2 separate regions of the Homo sapiens genome follow, and region 1 is linked to region 2. Evidence: read pairs that join two places in POLR2A ChIA-PET (ENCODE). Cell type or tissue: Panc1. All regions are shown on one strand.

What was found. Peaks named below come from ENCODE experiments on the same cell type or tissue, not always from the same donor. Only the 100,000 strongest peaks of a DNase experiment are listed, where the experiment ranks them.
Region 1: POLR2A ChIA-PET joins it to region 2 with 20 read pairs; 5 of 35 experiments call an interaction of 5 or more read pairs at or near these places.

The regions. Positions count from the first base shown.
Region 1 is chr16:70,329,849-70,332,348 of GRCh38, forward strand. DDX19B (DEAD-box helicase 19B) reads left to right here. Exons shown (of 12, transcript NM_007242.7): 9 at 1-220; 10 at 1,874-2,036. All of the region lies in intron 3 of DDX19A-DT (DDX19A divergent transcript), which reads right to left. Among named protein-coding and RNA genes, the nearest start is that of DDX19A-DT, 16 kb to the right of the region's middle. In Panc1, a CTCF peak has its summit at 1,925 (motif pointing right); no DNase peak of the experiment used is centred here.
Region 2 is chr16:70,577,934-70,580,433 of GRCh38, forward strand. It overlaps a transcript of IL34 not described here. Among named protein-coding and RNA genes, the nearest start is that of SNORD111, 41 kb to the left of the region's middle. RefSeq lists enhancers at 1,469-1,974, 1,975-2,480. In Panc1, no CTCF peak of the experiment used is centred here; no DNase peak of the experiment used is centred here; H3K27ac peaks cover 902 bases.

The DNA.
Region 1 (2,500 bases), 250 kb before region 2:
CCAGATGCTGCTTTTCTCCGCCACCTTTGAAGACTCTGTGTGGAAGTTTGCCCAGAAAGTGGTCCCAGACCCAAACGTTATCAAACTGAAGCGTGAGGAAGAGACCCTGGACACCATCAAGCAGTACTATGTCCTGTGCAGCAGCAGAGACGAGAAGTTCCAGGCCTTGTGTAACCTCTACGGGGCCATCACCATTGCTCAAGCCATGATCTTCTGCCATGTGAGTAGCAGTGGCAGTGGCAGGCCTGGCCCTTCCCTCTCAGCCAGCTCCCCACAGGGCTCAGGAGGACTGGATGCCCCTGGGTGCCATGGGAAGAAACGAAGTGGTTTGTTCTCCTAAGGTTTTAGTGAGTCGTAAGAGGGAGACTTTGATTCCACTTCTTAGTGATTACTTGGAGAAAACCCCAAGTAACAGCCAATGAAATAATTTTTAGATTTTTAAGAATATAAGCTGGGCGGCTGGCACGGTGGCTCATGCCTGTAATCCCTGCACTTTGGGAGGCCAAGGCGGGTGGATCACCTGAGGTCAGGAGACCAAGACCAGCCTGGCCAACATGGTGAAACCCCATCTCTACTAAAAATACAAAAAATTAGCCGTGCGTGGTGGTGTGCACCTGTAATCCCAGCTACTCAGGAGGCTGAAGCAGGAGAATCGCTTGAACCCGGGAGGTGGAGGTTGCAGTGAGCTGTGATTGCTCCATTGCACTCCAGCCTGGGTAACAAGAGCGAAACTCTGTCTCAATACAAAAACAAACAAACAAACAAAAAACCAACAACAAAAAAAGAGTATAAGCTGGGCAAGTACCTGTAGTCCCAGCTACTCAAGAGGCTGAGGTTGGAGGATCGCTTGAGCCCAGGAGTTCAGACCAGCATGGGCAACATAGTGAGACCTCATCATTAAAAATATATATATGGCTGGGCACAGTGGCTCACGCCTGTAATCCCAGCCTTTTGAGAGGCTGAGGTGGGGGGATCTTCTTGAGCCCAGGAGTTCAAGACCAGCTTGCACAACATAGCAAGACCCCATCTCTACAAAAATTTTAAAAATTAGCCAGGCGTGGTGGTGCATGCCTGTGGTCCCAGCTGCTTGGGAGGCTCAGATGGGAGGATTGATTGAGCCCAGGAGGTTGAGACTGCAGTGAGCTGTGACTGTGCACTCCAGAGTGGGCAAGAGAATGAGATCCTGTCTCAAAAAATTTAAATTTAAAATAAAATTTTAAAATATATATGTTGTTTGTTTGTTTTTGAGATAAGGTCTTGCTCTATCATTCAGGCCAGAATACAGTGGCATGGTCATAGCTCACTGCAGCCTTGGCTCTTGTTACTAGGGCTACAGGTATGTGCCCCATGCATGTCAGCCTAATTTTTATTTTTATTTTTGTAGAGGTGGGGTCTTGCTATGTTGTCCAGGCTGGTCTCAAACTCCTGGCCTCAAGCAATCTTCCAGCCTCAGCCTCCCAAAGCCTAAGACTACAGGCACGAGCCACCATATCTGGCAAGAACATAGACTATTTAGGAATGAAGATCTTTGGCTAAAGCCACACTCTTCCTAGATACAAAAGTAACAGCAGTTACATAACTTATCTAAAAAGAAAAAAATCATATGACTAAAATTCTATTTGAAAGAAAAATTTTTTTTTGAGATGGGTTCTTGCCATGTTGTGCAGGCCAGCCTCGAACACTTGGGCTCAAGTGTGTAGCTTGGACTACAGGTGTGTACTACCATGCTTCATTGAGAAATTTTAAGCCTAACCTCCTAACTGGATTTAGCAGGGCCTTCATGTATTTTAATCGTGGCAAGCCACTTTTTAGCAGTTGTCTTCCTTTTGTTTTTAACAGGTCTCTTCATAAAAAACAATTCTTTTCACTACAGACTCGCAAAACAGCTAGTTGGCTGGCAGCAGAGCTCTCAAAAGAAGGCCACCAGGTGGCTCTGCTGAGTGGGGAGATGATGGTGGAACAGAGGGCTGCAGTGATTGAGCGCTTCCGAGAGGGCAAAGAGAAGGTTTTGGTGACCACCAACGTGTGTGCCCGCGGTGAGCAGAGGACGTGTCCCACCTGGTCTGCCAGGCTTGGGGTCCCAGGCCCAGTTAGAGCCAGAAATCCTTGTACACAGGGAAGTCGGATGGTCTCAGGGAGATGGGTGGGGTTGGTGACACTATTCCTTTCTAGGAGAGACTGTTTGGATTTCCCTCAGGTGATAAGAACTCCCACAGAAGCCAGGAGTCCTGACTTGGTGGAAGGAAATGTACAGGCATCTGACTGGTAGAGAACAGAGCCTGCTCTTCCAGGGATGCCCATCTCCAGAACATTGTGTCTCCCAGAGGCTTACTGACTGATTTCATAATTTTGTTGGCACCTGCCAAAGTTTTGTTCTTTTCCTCCAGGTTCTGCTGTATGCCTGTATGTGCCCTCTCTTGTACCCAATTCCCAGAGTTGGCCTGTCCCAAATGTATTTATTTATTTTTTTGAGACAGAGTCTTGCTCAATGGCCCAGGCT
Region 2 (2,500 bases):
CTGCCTTGGCCTCCCAAAGTGCTGGGATTACAGGCGTGAGCCACCGCATCCAGCAAGGTCAGCACTCCAGACTAGGTTGGCTGTGGAAGACTGGGTGTTAATAAGGGGTTCCTAAATCCAGGATTCTGTGCTCACATTCAGTGAAACACTACAGACTCCCCTCTTGGATAGTTTGAGGCTTTGAACACAGCCGTTCTCCTATCCTCCCCCACTGGCCCATCCCTAATGAATCCAAATGCAGTCTAGTAAAATCAGGAAGCCTGCTATGAAAACTTGACAGAGATATTGAAGATGCCCCTGCAGTTGCCCACTCTGACCCAGGTGAAGGGAGAATGGCTGTACCTTTGGTGATGGTGCTGAGGGAAAGGACCTCAACTCCCGTAAGTGCTGGGTCTGAGGCCACGTGTTACACCAGGACAGGTCCTGTGTCCCTCAGGAAAACCTGGCTTTGGGGTCAGACCTCAGTAACCAGCTGGGGAATCTTAGGTAAGATTCTCTCTCTCTCTCTCTCAATCTCTCTTTTTTTTTTTTTTTTTCTAAGAAAAGAGACAGGGTCTTGCTCTGTCATCCAGGCTGGAGTGCAGTGGCTTGGTCATAGCTTAGTGCAGCCTCGACCTCCAGGGCTCAAGTGATCCTCCTGCCTCAGCCTCCCGAGTAGTTATAACTACAGGCATGAGCTACCATGATGCCTGGCTAATTTTTAATTATTTATTTATTTGCAGAGATGGGGGTCTTTCTATGTTGCGCAGGCTGGTCTCTAACTCCTGGGCTCAAGCCCCAGAAAAGGGGTGAGGAATCTTACCCAAGGCCAGGCACAGTGGCTCAAGCCTGAAATCCCAGCACTTTGGGAGGCTAAGGCAGGAGGATTCCTTGAGGCCAGCAGTTTGAGACCGGCCTGGGCAACATAGGGAGACGTCTGTATCTACAAAAAAATAAATAAATAAATAAATAAATAATTAGCTGGGTGTAGTGGTCCCAGCTACTTGGGAGGCTGAGGTGGGAGGATCGATTGAGCCCAGGAGGTCAAGACCACAGTGGGTTGTGATTGTGCCACTGCTCTCTAGCCTGGGCAATAGAGTGAGACATTGTCTAGAAAAAAGGCAAGGCATGCCGGGTCATGCCTGTAATCCCAGCACTTGGGAGGCTGACATGGGCGGATCACCTGAGGTCAGGAGTTCAAGACCAGCCTGGCCAACATGGTGAAACCCCATCTCTACTAAAAATGCAAAATTAGCTGGGCATGGTGGAGCGTGCCTGTAGTCCCTGCTGTGAAACTCCGTCTCAAAAAATAATTAAAATTAAAAAAAAGATTATTCACCTTTTGGAGCTCATGTCTCTTCATCTGTAGACTGGGTAACTCATTGGTGCTCAACAGGGATGATGTATCAGAGAAAGGCCTTTTCTTCCACCTAATGGACCCCCAGTCCCACACACACACACAAACACACACACACACTCCAGTCACCACCACATCACTCAGTTTTGTGTTTTGTTTCGTTTTTTTAGAGACAGGATCTCGCTATATTGCCCAGGCTGGAGCACAGTGGTTATTCACAGGTGCAGTTGCAGCTCACTGCAGCCTCGAACTCTTGGCCTCAAGAGAGTCTCCTGCCTCAGCCCCCTGAGGCTCATGTCACTACACACTACACCCAACTCCCCATCACCTGGCTTTTAGTTTTATGAGACGAAGCTTTTGTCTAGGCCGAGTGTTCTGGAGAGGAGCTGGGGTAGTCCCTTAGAACAGTCCAAGCTGCCTGGGAGCCAGGGCCTGGGTTTGGGGGACTTCTTGTAGTCAACTGGCTGGCGCCCTCAGTCAGAGCAGTCCCCTGGCGGGTCCTCTGGGTTGAAGACTCCCTCCTACTTCACAGTCCAAGGCAGGCGGGGGCCACGTGGCCCTGCCCCGCCCCTGCTGGCTTCGGTTCCTGAGCAGAGCTGCAGTGGCCTGCTTTCCCCGCCCTTCTCATCAGACGGGAAGCCTGGACTGTGGGTTGGGGGCAGCCTCAGCCTCTCCAACCTGGCACCCACTGCCCGTGGCCCTTAGGCACCTGCTTGGGGTCCTGGAGCCCCTTAAGGCCACCAGCAAATCCTAGGAGACCGAGTCTTGGCACGTGAACAGGTAAGAAGGCAGCAGGCTTTCTCTCCTATGCCTGGCTTTCCTCTGCCTCTGACGGCCTGGCTTCCCCACCCCGATTCTGCTGCTGCTTCACTGATCCCAGGAAGAGGGACCTGAGCTAGACTTGACAAAGACAGTCCCAGCCAAGATGCTCTGAAGTATGCCTCAGAGAAGTATATCTCAGCAGAACTGTCTGCTCTGGGTTTCAATTTTTAACCTTTGCCTTCATCAGCCTTGCAGGAAAAAGCCGATCCACATAACCATAAAGCAAGTCACTTCTCTGTGTGTGCCCTTCAGAGTTTAGTCAATTGACAAACCTACATTCTCAAATGGTTGGCATGGGCCGTGGGGCGCTGCTCCACTATATATTGCCGTAGGTCTTTGGAC